Regions from separate parts of the Homo sapiens genome. Here region 1 is linked to region 2. A link is a loop called in an ENCODE intact Hi-C map of the cell type or tissue named here. Cell type or tissue: ascending aorta. All regions are shown on one strand. Links, peaks and the distances in the headings refer to the core of each region. The heading gives the core; the rest is flanking DNA.

Evidence for each region. Hi-C counts contacts between places; a loop is a spot of excess contacts. Peaks named below come from ENCODE experiments on the same cell type or tissue, not always from the same donor. Only the 100,000 strongest peaks of a DNase experiment are listed, where the experiment ranks them.
Region 1: a loop joins it to region 2, with 3 times the contacts of the local background. A loop is called at or near these places in 4 of 110 quality-filtered maps.

Annotation. Positions count from the first base shown.
Region 1 is chr20:10,294,004-10,302,212 of GRCh38, forward strand. It overlaps SNAP25 (synaptosome associated protein 25), which reads left to right. Exons shown (of 8, transcript NM_130811.4): 6 at 2,922-3,047; 7 at 5,265-5,409. Among named protein-coding and RNA genes, the nearest start is that of SNAP25-AS1, 79 kb to the left of the region's middle. RefSeq lists an enhancer at 6,493-7,410. In ascending aorta, for the core only: no CTCF peak of the experiment used is centred there; a DNase peak (open chromatin) is centred at 4,094; H3K27ac peaks cover 4,348 bases.
Region 2 is chr20:10,422,607-10,430,815 of GRCh38, forward strand. The region is part of intron 1 of MKKS (MKKS centrosomal shuttling protein); the gene reads right to left. The region is part of intron 1 of LOC128706665; the gene reads right to left. All of the region lies in intron 1 of LOC128706666, which reads right to left. Among named protein-coding and RNA genes, the nearest start is that of MKKS, 7.5 kb to the right of the region's middle. RefSeq lists a silencer at 5,657-5,706. In ascending aorta, for the core only: a CTCF peak has its summit at 4,687 (motif pointing left); a DNase peak (open chromatin) is centred at 4,675.

The DNA of each region.
Region 1 (8,209 bases), core at 1,771-6,770, 130 kb before region 2:
ATGTAGCAGAAATGTGACATGTGGTTATAAAGGTTTGCAATGGAAGGAACCTAAAACTGAGGGTTCTGGAAGATTGTCTCATTTGACTAGTGGTGGAAAAAGAAATGCATGAGTGGATTGCCCAACATGCATTTGGAAAATTAAACTCCTTATCCAATCTCCCTCACCCCTCCCACTTCCCCCTTCTAAAAGAAGACTTTTTCCTAAAAGCTCTCCTGATCCTAGCTTTTAGAATAGAAATTGACGTCATTTTTAGCAGATTATATGACCATTCACATCCTTTAAACTTTGAGGCTGATTTAAAATATCCCACTTCCTGTTTAGGAGGGGGAGGGGCTCATATTGCAAAAAAATTAAAAAATTCTGCTTTTTAAAGAGTGATCTACAGTAAAGCCTGATTAACTGGAATCTAGCTAACTGGAAACCTCAGCTGCATGCTCTTGCTCCCTTCCATTTTTAGCAAAAAAGAAACAAAGAAAAAAAATCACATCAGAAATGTAAAATGGTTTTTCTTCCAGGGTAGTTTGCATTGTCTCACTTAGTCTCCATCCTCCTGCAACTTCCACATCTATGAGGACCAAACAATAAGAGTTGATCTTCACAGAAAAGGCCATCAAGCAATCAGTATAAATGATAACCAAGGAAAGATTCAATCAGGTCTTCTACCTTAAGACTTTCAGGCAGGAAAGTGGCTCAGGAGTCTAGCAAAGATATTCACTCATCATCCATGAAACAAAACTTTCCTCCATGGCCCCACTGTTCATTAAGAAAGTCATATAATTCATCAGAAAAAAAAAAAAAAAGCCTCATTACCAAGCATTCCAGTTAGTCAAGATTTGACTGTATATTCCTTTCAGTGGCAACTTGCCCCCAGGTGAGATTTCCATCCATTTCATGATAAATTCCAACAGATACATTTTCCCCCCTTCATCAACTGTGTGTGAAGAAAGGGTGAAGGCAGGGTCCCCTGGGATGGATTCTGATGTTCTAATGAAATGATGGCTCCTACGAATTCCACTTTTGAGTGGTCACTAATTTCCTTAATGCACAAGAGACCCTAAACTAAGCTTCAAAGCTTGACTGAGGTGTTCCCTATTGTGTGTAAATAATGCTTTAAAAACCATGTGTCACAACGCAGTGGCTGGTGGTGCCCTGGACTCTCTGAGGGCTTCGCCCTGTCTCGGCATGTTTCAAGGGACGATGGTAGATGTACGGCAGTGATGTGAGTCTATGTGCAGCATTGTGGGTGCAGTGGTTTGCCTTCTTTCAGAAACGCATACTTCCCACTCCTTTGACTTTGCCAAAGATGGTATAGCAGACATTTGACATAGCAGAAAACATCACAAAGTCCATATAACTTCTTTTAATCTGAGGAGGGAGGAGATGGGGAGTTGGAAAAATAAAAATTAAAAAAGCCAGACTCTAAGCCCTATTAAATTTAGTTTGGGGATCTCGTTTCATTGAATGGGTCCATGGCCCTTTGGTGCAATTAATTTTGACTGCACTAAGGCCTGCGGCATTATAGACTTGATTGTGGGAGTTGCTGAAATTCCATTGGTACAATTTTCCAGTTTGTCTCTAGGGTTGCTTGGCCCCCAGTCTGCAAGTATTAGAGCCAGTTTTAATAGATGGCTGTGGTCCTCTGGCGAAAGAAGAAGATAAAATGTTAAATTCTGGTGTCTTACAAAAAAAAATGTGAAAATGGGACCAAAGAATGTCTCTTGTTTTTGGACTAAAAAGCATATGGTTTCTACTATGTAAAGAACCTAAAAACATCTTTGATTGCCTTTAATTACAACACTCACCAAAATATGCTGCACATGTTTCTATTGGGCACAATAGGTATGCCTGGATTTTAAGTCTTTTCTCCAAGGCAGCTCAGTGAAATACAGCCCATGGAGACCATACCAGCATTAAACCACTCTCCTCCATTACAACCCCAGGATAGTTTAAACTAGGAGTTTGTAAGCACTCTCTGCCCTGCCCCTCAGCCCAACAAAGAAGCTACTGAACCTGCGTTTCAAATCCTCATGAAGGCTATTACTGTCCTGCTAGTGCCTTTTTCGAGAATGGTCAACTTCTGGAGTAGTTTGGCTTAAATGAGAATGCTTCACTTTCTACTCATGCCTGTAGCTGGTGCATGAAGAAGACGTAGAGGGGTTTCCCTTTTTGGTGCTAGATGGCTTGTTCTCTCTTCTCTTTTCCTGCATTCATTTCACTATGCTTCTTTTACTTTTTGTCTCTGTGGACAAAGGTTTGTACATCAACTCTGGATGTATGGTGACTGTTTGGAAGTACCGATATATTATCTAATTCAAATCACTCTAGAGGCAATGCAAAGACCATCACTCTTGGCCAACCACCAATCCTTTATGTCCTTCATGGAGCTTTGGAAATGTTAGTTCCACACGTGTTGGGAAAAAAAAATATTCCACAGGGATCTTTGCATGATGGTGTGTAAAAACTTGGTTGAGGATGTTTTCTTGATGACAGTGTGTTGCTGTGGTGTGATGTGCACACTCTACTTGGCAGTCTTGTTTTGTGTCTGTCTGCCAGTATGTTTTTCTCTGTTTTATGTCTCCAAATATAATCACATCACTAAAATAGAATTAAATGTCCTCCAGCTACCTTAATCCTTGTCCAAAATCCAAACTAAACCACAAAACAAACCAAAACAAGAACAACCTTGTGGGCAAAGATTGCAGTCCATTGCAATGGATTCGATTGGAAGTGAAATGTTGAGTAGCTGAGGCATGGTGGTGGCCAACTGTTTGGGTCTGGATTATGATATATCGGTATTATCTAATGCCTCGACTTAAAACTCATTCGCTTGGTTCGATTCTTCGCTTGAAGAAGTGACAATTGTTGAGAGCTTGCTCCTCCACCCCTGTGCCTTGTCACTCACCCTCTCTTTTGCATAGGCTTAAATCAAGTGATGCTTACAAAAAAGCCTGGGGCAATAATCAGGACGGAGTGGTGGCCAGCCAGCCTGCTCGTGTAGTGGACGAACGGGAGCAGATGGCCATCAGTGGCGGCTTCATCCGCAGGTGAGCCTCATGCAGCATACACTGTAGCAGTTCTCTATTGTCAAGTACAAACAACTCCAAAACTGAGTGGTTTTCTAAAAAACAACCATTTTATTGCTCATTAATCTACATACCTGCTAAGTGTTCTTTTCTAAGCCTTTCCTGGACCTTGCCTGGGTGGGGTGATCCAAGATGGCCCCATTCACTTGTCTGGTGGTTGGCTGGGGCTGTTGGTGGGGCATGTCTGTTCTTCTCCATGTGGCCTCTTCAGCAAGAGAGCCCAGGTTCCTTACATGGTGGTAGCAGTATTCCAAGGGGGCAAGCCTCAGTGCACTTACCAAACCTTTGCTTGCTTACCTTGTATTTGCCGGTTTCATTAGACAAAGCAAGTCACATGACCACATCCAGACTCAATGTGGCAGTAGACAGGCATCACATTCCATGAGTTTAATTGAATAGAGCTTATAAAAGAGACTACTTACAGAGGGGTGGGCAGGACTAATAACAAGGAATGGTGAAGCACTTCTGAGCTAGCAATAGCAGGAAGTTGTTACCACCATAGTCCTGGGGGACAGGAGAAGGAATGATTATCAGAACCCAGCAATAGTTACGACTGTGGGCAAGGAACTATCAGTAGAGAAATACAGCCACTACCAAAGCTAACAGGGAGTGAAAGAGGGAAATAAATGCTGTAGCCCCTCACTCCTCTTGCCCTGCAGTTTCATTGGCCATTAGCCAAAGCCTACTGAAAGCCAGAGGGTAAGAGGAGCTGGGTGATATAGTCATGAGGTCAGCTCCTGAGAGCACAGAGCAAAGAAGGTCCAAGAACGGATTTGGAGTGAAAATAGAGAATAATGAGCTTCTTATTAATGATTTATTTTGAAACCTAGAATCAAAAGCCAATTTAAATATCTATTTTTAAAAGTTCAAATTATGACTCAGGGGCATTTCCTTTAAAAAAAAAAAAAACTCAAGTTACACACATCAGCCAATTCAGAACTCAGCTCTCCCTTTGCTCCCAGGGAAAGTAGCCCAAGGGTTCTCAAGCCTGGCTGTACATTAGAATCACCAGGGGAGACTTTTTTTTCTTTTACTACCAGTGTTTGGGCCCAATCCACACCAATTGAACCAGAATCTCTTGAAGTGAGACACAAGCACCTGTGGCCCATTAAAGCTCCTCAGGTGATTCTGATATGCACTCAGGGCCAAGCACCATTGAACTAGAAGTATCTCTTAGCTATTGATGATCATTTAAATAAACTTCTTCCCTACAGGAAAAAGCCAGAAAGTTCTCCTTTAGTTTTTTAATTTTCTCTGCCCTGGGCTGCTTTTGAAACCATAATGAGCCAGTCTGCATTGGGAGTTACCATGGGGGAAGGATTTTAACCCTTCTGAATATTTTTTAGCTCAATACCATATATACTAGGGAAATTCTGAAATAAGTACCTCCTTAACTTTCAAGTTGGACTGTGAAAAAATGTAATGTGTTTTGTGAGCCAGCTCCTTCCTCCCATTCCCATTCCACTCAACCTGAAACAATACTCTTTTGTCACAGTTTCACAGTTTTTGACTCTGAAATCACCTATGCACCATGCCACTAAAAAACCCATGTTATTAACATATGAGTAAATAAAAATCATCTTGAACAAGTAGCTCTCCTTGGAGTTCCTGGGAGCAAGCAGGGTTAAGGGGCAAACTGTAATTATCATTACTCTTCCCATTGGTGTCAATCCCAAGTGTGAAAAGAGATGAGCACAGAGACTCTGACTTAGCACAATAAGCTTTTTATTGTATTCTTAATTTGAGTCTTAGAAATTTTGAGACTTAATTTGAGTCTTAGAAATATTAAGAATATTCTTAGAAAGAAGAATATCGTTTCTAATTCCATCTTCGTGCTCTGACCTAAAGTCCTTTCAAAGAAAATGTTTTCATCCTTAAACAATAAAAATTGAAATAAACATATGAAGGGGAAACAACATAATGGAAGGAGTGAGAAAGTAGATAAATTAATCTATTTAATATACCTTCTTTAAGAATAGAAATTCAAGGGTTCAAAAAGCAATTTTAAACATTTTTTTTAAATGTATGAAAGCTAAAATGTGTTTTTGTACTGGATGGAGATTAAAGATAGATAAAGTTGATGCCCAGAGGACGACAGATTTCCACTATGCTTTGGGTCCTTGGTATTCAATATGTTTTCCACCCTCTGTCTTCTAAAACTTGCTCTTTGGATCCCAGGGTAACAAATGATGCCCGAGAAAATGAAATGGATGAAAACCTAGAGCAGGTGAGCGGCATCATCGGGAACCTCCGTCACATGGCCCTGGATATGGGCAATGAGATCGATACACAGAATCGCCAGATCGACAGGATCATGGAGAAGGTGAGCACGTGGCAGTCAGCAAGTCCCTACTGCGAGTCACTTCTGAAATGACCAACAGGAAGTGTGAAGGGCATAACAAGATCCTCAAAACACGACCTTGGATTCAGGCGCACTGATAGCTGGAAATGTTCTTCATTTTCCAAGAGAAAAATATAGGACTCAGCAACAGAATTGGAGTGAAAATAAGAGGGTCAAATTTAATCCAGCAAATATTCTCAAAGGCTCCTGTCAGCCAGGCATTGTGCTAGGCACTGTGGGCCATGTACACATGAGAAAGACACCACCCCTACTGCCAAGAAATTCACGGCCTATGGGAGGCTACGAGCCTCCAGATGAATTTTCTATCACTCAAAATATAATTCACTAAGAGATCCACAGATAAAATGCTAAACAAGGTTAGATAAGGAAAGATCTCAAGAGGCAAAGTTCGGGAAAATCTCAGAATAAGTTGACTTTGAATTGAATCTTGAAGGATGGTTAGTATTAATAGTTTGTCAAGTGGAGGTGGTGAAGGGATAGAATCAGAAAATGGGAGAAAGAATAGTCAGTATAGCCAGGACATGATTATGAGCTTTGCTTTTATAAATGCCAAAGCTTTAATGAGAATTCAAAAATATCCAGGTTCCATTTCCAGTTTAACAGTTCACATCCCCAGTTCTAAAAACAGGGAATTTTATATGATGAAATTGAGTTTACACAAGGACACCAGACTTGGCTCTAAGATCCACCATGTCAACGTGGGCCATAAGAAAGACTGGAGGGAGTAGACTGGGAAGGGGTGGGTTTGGGGGCTTAAAATTAGAAGAGATTGGAAAGAAACACTGGAACGTTCCTATAAAGAGACCTAGGGCACCAAAACCTGATATTCTACAACACAGAACTCCGACATAATTTATATTTCCATGTTTCATGCCCTTTCCTCAATCAGTAGGGTCTTGAATATTGATTACAAACTCTTATGTCCAAATGCTAAAAAGGAGAAAAAGAGACATTATAGATTTAACGATAATTGTACATCTATAATCTACTCAATGTGGGTAACTTATGTTGTGTGTTTATTCCCTGGGAGACGTTGAAGTTCTTTGTCTGATATCCTAAATTTTCTTATAATAATTCATTCCATTTTGGTGAGCAGAGAAGGATACTTTTAAGATTTTTAGAATCATAAATCTAAATAGTAGTTTCTTGGTATGCAAGCAACCTCCAATGACTTGAAAAAGGAGTAAGTAGGCATAAAGGGAACACTTTGTCCTGTTGTGTTGTACATACTCCATGTTAAAAATATCTGATTGCATATTTTGCCTGATCAGTATGAAAACTACGCAAACTTTAGTGTTGGTTGGCAAAATACTTGTGCTTTGCTTACTTTTGCAAGTAATGGCATGCTTATCGTTGTTAAGAAGGCTTTCATATGATAAAGCTTTTAAAGCTGTGTAAATCAATAGATATTAGAATAATAATGAGAGTTTCAAAACTCACTAGAGCCAACACAAGCTGACCTAACCCATTACGGCCCAGAATAATGAACTAAAAAATCATTGCTGAGCTGCCCTCCAACAGAAAAAACAATTTGAAAAAAACAGGAAGTATTCATTTTCTATTAATGGACCCACTTTACTTGCAGATGCAGCTAGATAATGCATCAAAGCCAATTAGGGTTCCAGAAGGAGCGTCTTTACTAATAGAAGGGTCAAACTCTTATTGACAGAGTTGAACTTTAAGCAAGAAAATGTGTTCCTGGAAAGGCAAGTGGCATCTTGATTCTGCCACTTTGAATTTCTAGTTCTCATCTTTAGGGAGAAGGTTTTTCTTCTACGCCCAGTGTACTATAAAGACAGAGACATATGCAGCTACAAGGTTTAATCAGAAGCCAGGCAGGTGGATGGATAATGACTATTTCAATTTGTATCATTCCTTGAGTGCAGAATCATTTAAGTGGGAGAAGGGTCTAATTGCCTTTGAATAACTAGTTTCCAGTCAGCACTTTAAATAGCCCCTTTTTTTTCCAGAATCAAAATCCACACATGATTTAAATAGAGCCCACTTCAACCCAGCATTGCCCCAAATGATCATGTCGCATGAACTGCACAATTATTAATAGATTTCCACCTTCTCATTGAAGTTCTCATTTCTGATAACGGGACAGTATGTGGAAGTTTCCTGCATATCTAAGATGTAATTGCAATCACACTGTAGGGGTAAGGAGAGTCTTATGATGTTTCTCTCATAATCTCTCATGACCCCAACAGCAACCTTTACCCAGCTCTATCAATCATGATCTTTTCTCATCACTTGGATCAATAGTGAAGTTTTGGGAGTCCTTAACAATGAGATTTTCAATACATCCTCATGGATTGTCAAGAAATTACTTTATTTAAAAATCTCGTTTTCTGCTTAAGGGTATTTATGTATATAAATAATAACCTTATATATATAAATAAATAACTATATATATTATATAATATATAATATATATATTATATGTATATGGTTATTATATATATATAAAAACCATATATAAAAATAACCATATATAGATATACCTTCTAAGGTTAAAAACATAATTTTTTCAGAAAACTTACTGAATTGGAAGCAAGCCTATATCAGAGGGTTTATGGGAACTGTTGCTAAGGAAATACCTTAGCAATGTTCAAACTTTGATTTAAAGTTATCAGTGGTAAGTTAGGCATGCAGTCCCAGCTACTCCAGAGGCTGAGGCAGGAGAATTCCTTGAGCCCAGGAGTTCCAGGCTGCAGTGAGCTATGATCGTGCCACTGCACTCGCACTCCAGCCTGGGCAA
Region 2 (8,209 bases), core at 1,944-6,943:
CTTAACTAAAGGCCTAGAAGATACTGTTATTTATATCCAGTCTCAATACTTAAGGTGACTTTGGCACCTCTATTCCCCTCAACATGAGGTTATCAAGTTATATTATCTTTTTTTTTTTTTTGTGAGACAGAGTCTTGCTCTGTCACCCAAGCTGTAGTGCAGTGGTGCGATCTCAGCTCACTGCAAGCTCCGCCTCCCAGGTTCACGCCATTCTCCTGCCTCAGCCTCCCGAGTAGCTGGGACTACAGGTGCCCGCCACCACACCTGGCTAATTTTTTGTATTTTTAGTAGAGACAGGGTTTCACCGTGTTAGCCAGGATGGTCTCGATCTCCTGACCTTGCGATCCGCTCGCCTCGGCCTCCCAAAGTGCTGGGATTACAGGTGTGAGCCACTGCGCCCGGCCCTTCAAGTCACATTACTTTTAAGAGCCATTTCTGCCATTCACCATTTACTTCTCCATGATCATTAACATAATTCAACATTTGTCAGCTTTTTTCTGAACTATAAACTCAAGGAAAAAAAACCCTAGCTTATAAAAAGAGATTAGGGCCAGGTGCAGTGGCTCACAAAAGTGTAATCCTAACACTTCGGGAGCCTGAGGTGGGCGGATCACTTGAGCCTAGGCAACGTGGCAAAACCCGTTTCTACAAAAAATACAAAAATTAGCTGGGCATGGTGGCGCACGCCTGTAGTTCTAGCTGCGTGGGGGGTGCTGAGGTAGGAGGATCGCTTGGACCTTGGGAGGCTGAGGCTGCGGTGAGCTGAGATAACACCATTGCACTCCAGGACAGGTGATGAAATGCGATCGTTTCAAAAAAACAAACCAAAAGCAAAAAAGAGACTGGATAGGATAAAAGGATGTAATAATAAAATTGAGATTTGTAACTCAAGAACTAAAATTAGGAACAAATTAAATGACAATCTGTAACACTAATGTTTGGGGAAGTGTTGTACTATTCTCTCCAGCAAAGTGGTTAACAGCATGTAATGACATAGTATGAACCCTCTTTGAGAAGAGTGAAAATTATATAGGGTTAGCTCCCTATAATACTTAGTGAATCTTTAGGTCATCTCCCAGTTAAAGATAAAAGAAATGCTCAATTTTATGTATATTGTGCTTAACAGTCTATTACTCTTTCCATTAGGATAACTTAAGGATCGATGAATCTTTTTCTAGATTTAGGTTTAGTTAAACCTGGAAATCAGTATCTATTTTAACTGAAAACTCTATTTGCTAAACATCACTGAGACTCAGTACAGTATTTCCTGGTTAGTAAATGATGTAGACTGATTTAATGATTAATTGCTTTAATGTTTACTGAACATCTACATGTCCCCACTTCCTCAAATTCTCCATATCTCATATATTGATTTGGCTAATGGGGGTGAGAGAGCAAGTAACTATTTTCTGACAGATAATTCTGTTGTCCTTTGAGAGGCTTGGGAAATGATTAGGATCAGTATGGAAGGGCTTTTCACGTTACAAACTATTTTTAGAGTTTTCATTTAATTCACATAAAAACAATAAGTATCACACTGTACATATAATAGTCCCTTTTCACTGAGCAAGATGGAATTAGCACTTTAAAATGACATTGGCATATAATGAGACCTCATCTCTATTTTAAAAGAAAAAAATATATATTAAATAAAAAGGAAAAAAAAAGGCCAGGCACAGTGGCTCACACCTGTTACCCCAGCACTCTAGGAGGCTCAGGCAGGGGGACTGCTTGAGCCCATGAGTTCGAGACTGCCTGGGCAATACAGTGAGACTTCATCTCTATTTTAAAAGAAAAAACATATATTTTTAAAAAATGACATTGGCATATAACTTTAAACTACTTCATTTCTTTCACTTAATAGTGAAAAATCTCCAGTACATTGGATGTATTCTATTGCCTGCATAACCTCTTCTCAGGGCAAGACACATTAGACCTTACTATACCTTACTAGCAAAGCTCATTGCTAGTTTTACAAAAAAAAAAATAGTTTTCAAATTTTATATTTGATATGGTAGTTAGCGAGGTAATGTGTTATTTATTTTGTTTATAAACTCTTGCAGAGCTTTTACTTACAATCAAACATATTTTGGGGATACAATTTAAATTTAGCACTTTTTTTCTTCTTAGTTCCTCTGTGGTTTTTTACAAAATGAAAATTAGAGCAGGGCACGGTGGCTCATGCCTGTAATCCCAGCACTTTGGGAGGCCGAGGCAGGTGGATCACCTGAGGTCAGGAGTTTGAGACCAGTCTGGCCAACATGGTGAAACCCTGTCTCTACTAAAAATACAAAAAATTAGGCTGGTGTGGTGGCAGGCGCCTGTAATCCCAGCTACTCGGGAGGCTGAGGCAGAAGAATCACTTGAACCTGGGAGGCGGAGGTTGCAGTGAGCCAAGATCATGCCATTGCACTCCCACCTAGGCAACAAGAGCTAAACTCCGTCTCAAAAAAAAAAAAAGAAAGAAAGAAAATTAGCATTACTGTTCTTTTCTAATAAATATAGTATAGTATAACCTTACTTTTTAAAGTTAGCAAATATAGAAACAAGGAAAAGAGAGCTAAAATCTTTTGGGTGTAACAAAAATGTGATCATGATACACATGCTGTTTTGTAATCCCTCTTGCAAAGAATATAAATCTCCATTATCATTTTTAAGAGCTATACAGCATTTGATTATAATGGCGATATCCTAATTTGACCAATCTGTGATTGAAAGAAATTTGAGATTTTTCAATGCTTTATTGCAAAATATGCTATGGCAATAAATATTTGTGTAAATACTCCAGAGTCCATGCTCAAAGCCTCTATGTGCTGCTTTTCAGAATTAACAAATTTCTTAAAAATTAACTCATTTTTCAAATGAACTTGACAAGAAAGTTTTTAAAACCTTGACTTTTAGAAAGGTTCATGATACTGAGAAGCAGACAGACTGGGAGATCCAATTTGTGAAACAAACTTAAGCTATTTACAGTTTGCCTTGAGATGGTCCTTCCCTCAAAACACTTGGCAAGTTGTTCCAAGAGGCATGGACTGTCTTGTAGAGATTCTGAGTCTAAAACAAAGATTTCTCAAGAATAAGCTCAAAATGATCAGATTTGATGAGCAGTAACTGGTTAATCCCTAAAATAAGTTAGTGTTTGATGCTCATTTATTGAACTTTTCAAGTTTGGAGCAAAGCAACAAGAGAAATGAGATTTTTTCCCTTCCTTACCCTCTAATGTACTTGCCACTGCCCTTTCTTTCTTTCCTGAATCTTCTTTAAACATATTTCTAAAAAAAGACTCCTTTAGAAGGATAGAGAAATCAAGAGACATGAAATGAGATTAGTAAATTTTAGATCAAGTAAAATAGAGTTGATATTTATAGTTTCATTTACTAAAATGTCTTTTGTTAAGTTTAGAAAAAGTTTAGAGGCAATCTTAATGTGGATTATGCTTTTCATATTCTTCTCTCAAAAGTATGGTCTTAAATTATTCAAAAGTTTCATATTTTTCATTTTGTTTTGCTTTCATAGCAACTTTATGAGATCATTTTATAAATGAAGAAACATTAAATGATTGATTCTAAGATTACTGTCAGTTAACTGTGGCATTCAATTTAGATGTGAAGTCTTTAAAGTCTTGCCTAGTACTCTACTAAGCAATTCTTCAAGTCAAGAATTAGTGCCCCAGCTTGGGCAGTACTGTCTATCAGGATTTCCAGTGTGTGATCACGGATGAGGGGAACATTTGGAGGGCGTGAGGCACACCCTTGAGGATCACTGAGGTCAACTAGCTTGGGGCATCATGCCTGGCATGTTGTTCTTTTTTCTTTTTTTGGGACAGTCTCACTCTGTTGCCCAAGGGGGAGCGTAGTGGTGTGATCTCGGCTCACCTCCGCATGCCAGATTTAAGGGATTCTCGTACCTCAGCCTCCCAGGTAGCTGAGATTACAGGCCCACGCCACCATGCCCGACTAATTTTTGTATTTTAGTAGAGACGGGGTTTCACCATGTTGCCCAGGCTGGTCTCAACTCCTGGCCTCAAGTGATATGTCCGCCTCAGCCTCCCAAAGTGCTGGGATTACAGGCATGAGCCATGCACGCCCCGTGGCATGTCCTTGGCTGATTTTCATGTCAGGTATATAAAAGGTTAACAGCTGTCATTTCACTTGTCCAAAATTAGAGGGCATCTTACAGTTCTGGAGGTAAGAAAAACAAAAAAATTAGAGGGCAAAAGAGTCTATATCCTCCAAAAACACATCCGTGACCTACTAATGGTTGAGATTAGCTGGGTTAGTTCAGTTTTCTTTAATTTAGTTCTCAGTATAGAATGACAGCAAGAGATTAATGAACAGAAGAGGGAGAACTTGCTATGCTTCTACCTCATTATAAATACTGTAATCTTTTAGAGTAGCTTAAAGGCCAAGAAAAGAAAACACTGACACACACACACACACACACACACACACACACACACACACACACACACACAAAGTAAGGTTAAGGGCAAAAAGGCAAGCAAGCTTCCTAGAACTTCCCAAACAGCTGGATCTAGCCATCAGATTATTCTATCTAGCATAGTATTAGTTAAAGCCATCAAGTTTTTTTAATTGCTTCCTGCAAAATTAGGCCTAAAATAACTTGGATGCAGGGAATGTTACATCAAATGTTCTCATTTTGCCTATTGGGCTTGCTGGGCGCCATCTGCTGGCCTTTTGGACACAGTGTAAAACGGATTCTTTTTGGTCTTAATTGCTGTTGTGATTTGAAAAAATTGTAATTTTTAAAAACTTCCACTGAATGTAATTTAATCATGAGAAGAACATTAGATAGAATATTAAAAACCAATTAACCCAGCTCTTGTGATAATGAAACTTTATGAAGTTTACTGGAATTGTACTATGCCTTTTCTTTTACAATGACAATGTTGGCTTTAGGTATTTGTGAATTCTTCATTTCTGAATTCTCATCATCAACATTCAAAAGTTATTTTTTATCCTCAATTTTTAATACAGCAGTTTGAATTGTGGCATTTTTTCTGTGTACACAATAGAAAAGACTGCACGTGGTCTTCAACTGTGCTATGAAATGAACTGACATGGTAAACAGAACAATCGTTTTCCTTTTTCTTTTCCAACTATATCACCTAAAATAACACTCATTTTGCTGGACTTCTCCAGTCTTGTAAAAACACACACCCCAAAAACAATACTGTAATTCTTAATGAACCCATGGATCATAATTGAGTTCTAAAGTTTCCATTCTGCAAATCCTACCACCTTCCCCACCAAACCATTCAAGGTCAGCTTGACCTATATCCAAGAGCTGGGCTGCTAACAGCGTAACTGAGTCAGGAGTGGATCTGCAGTCAGAAGGCCGAAACAGGTATGCGTAAGTATCTTATGTCTTTTGCTATTCCTCCCTGCTCATTGCTGTGAATTTAATGTATTTGTAAATAAAAAATATACTGAAAGCATCATAAGTCTTATATGGGGGTTTCACTAATTGTAGGCAGTCTCAAATATTAAGCAAGTGATTAACAACTAATGAGAAGTGAAAACTAGCTTACCAGCAAGCTGTGGTTTATCACAATGGTTGTAGTGGTTTATAGAGTTGTCTGAGAATCCTGTCCCCTTTCACTGTTTTTACACCCTGGCTGCCATTTGATGCTGGTGATTGGTGGAGGAGAGGGGAGTAGGTATCATGCAGATAGCCAGATTGTTCCAGATCAGATACCTAGATGAATGGGCCTTTAGTGCTACAGCAAACACTTTATGTTCCTGGTATGTTCTGAATCCCTAAAGAGCCCATTTCTACCCTTCATCATTTTCAAGATTTTAATTGTATGCTCCACCTTCATTTCTGCAGATAACCTATTGGCCAGAGGACATTATAGCTCTTTAGGTATGAACACCTCTAACTTGTTGTCCCCTTATGTGCACCTTAGCTCTCAACTAAATCTTCTTTCAGCTGGGCGCGGTGGCTCACGCCTCTAATTCCAGCACTCGGGGAGGCTGAGGAAGGTGGATCACTTGAGGTCAGGATTTTGAGACCAGTTTGGCCAAGATGGTGAAACCCCATTTCTACCAAAAATATGAAAAATTAGCTGGATGTGGTGGGTGCACCTGTAATCCCAGTTACCTGGGAGGCTGAAACAGGAGAATCGCTTGAATCCAGGAGGCAGAGGTTACATTACAGTGAGTCGAGATCGCGCCATTGCACTCCAGCCTAGGTGACAGAGCAAGACTCCGTCTCAATAAATAAATAAATAAATAAAACTCCTTGCCTGCTGTCAGAAGAACTGGTATTCCTATTACCTGTGTTCCAGTCCCACTTTCTACTGTGTCTTTGGGGTTCTAACTTCATTATCCCCTCTCATCTACCTCCAACCTTCCACTCTTAAGGGCCTTTCTCTTTTGCATAACTATGACTATTTTTCTCCACTGAAAAGAGTCAAAAACAAATTCCCTAAGGCAACTGCCCTTTACCATCTTCCTTCCCAGTACTACACAATCTCTTTCCTTTCAAATAATGCATCTTTTCCTAGTCACTTCCCATTCCATCTTCAAACCCAAGCAATCTGCTTTTGTTTCATTCTCCATGGAAAGTGTTCTGACCATAAAGATCACCAATCCTTCCCCTTACATAATCTCCCTGTAGCCTTTTGATGTGTTCTTGAGACTCCTAAGTACTCAGGACTCTATACTGTTCCTTCTTAGTCTCCTTTAATAGCCTGCTGGTTTCCATCCACCTATTCATCCTTATCAAAGATCTGTCTTTGGTAGTGTTTGTTTCCTGGGCGGTCTCATTCAATCCCCAAACTTCTATGATCATGCATCCACTCTGGCTCTCACACGTTCATCTCCAGCTTAGACCCACATAATAAACTGCTACTGTACACCTTTGAACTAACCGTCCCCACAAATAGTCTCAATTCATCTCATATAAAAATAAGTCCTCTTTCCCTCCCAAACTGCTGTTCCACCTGGATTTCCTGTTTCGTTAACAAAAAGCATCATCTACTAAGCCATTCAATTCAGAAATCTGGATATACTGGACTCTGCCCTTTTCCTCATGCTCCTCATCAACTCACTCAGCACATCCTGCCATTTGACATAAGTGTTTCTTTACATAATCCCTCCTCCCTAGGGTCACAGTCCAGACCCTCGCGCCCTCACATGACCTCCTTGCTTCAATTCCAGTAGTTCTCAAACTGTGGTCCTCTCAACAGTGCCATTAGCAACACTTGGGAATTTACTAGAAATGCAAATTATCAAGCTGCCCCTCCTGACCTACTGAGTCAGAAACTCTAGGGTGGGGTCCAGTAATCTGTGTTTTAATTAATTCTTTAGGTAATTCTGAAGCTAAAGTTTGAGACCCACTGTTCTAGTCTACATCCACTAATCCATTCTCTACACTTTTAATATAGCCATCTTGCAAAACAAAAAACAAAAAAACAAAAACAAAAACAAATCTGGTTGTATTCCTGCTTTGCTTAAAAGCCTTTAGTGACATTTTTGACTAGAGTGAAATCTAAATTTCTTAGTACAGCAGAAAGAAAAATCCACTAGGATCTAGATCCTGCCTACCAGTTTTCAGAAAGTCAAGCACTTTAAATCATTTTTGTAAGAATGCATTGTCATGTAGTGATTAAGGGATGAGCTGTGGACTCATACCACCTGGCTTTGAATCTTCACTTACCACTTTACAACTGGCTGTGTGGCCTTGGATTAGTCACTTAATCTCATTGTGCTTCAGTTCCATTGTGTGTACAATGTGAATAATAACATCCATATCATAAGCTTGCTGTGCAGTTATCACAATACTTGGCACTTTGTCTGGGCTCAGTAATTGTTAGCTATTATTATTTTGATTATGTCAAAAAGAAAAAAAACATTACTGGAATTAACCTGTAGTATAGCAAGAACTGGAGAGGATTAGAATTAATGCCCAAACTAAGGGAAGTGGTCCCCATAAAGGAAGGCCCACTTCTCTGGGCAGTTTCAGTTAGTTAGCTAAGAATAAAAATACCCAGTCTCAACAGAGAGGTTCAGAGGTCTTTGGGGTTTGACTAGGGTAGTGAATCTGGTAATTAGATTCTAGGATATTATAGGACAGATAACTGTCAAGCTTCTAAAGTGAGAGCCAGGAAAGCTGTGAAGGAAGTCAGAAAACTGATACAGAGCAAAGAAGCAAAGACGGTGAAAAATTTCATGTATGTTTCTCT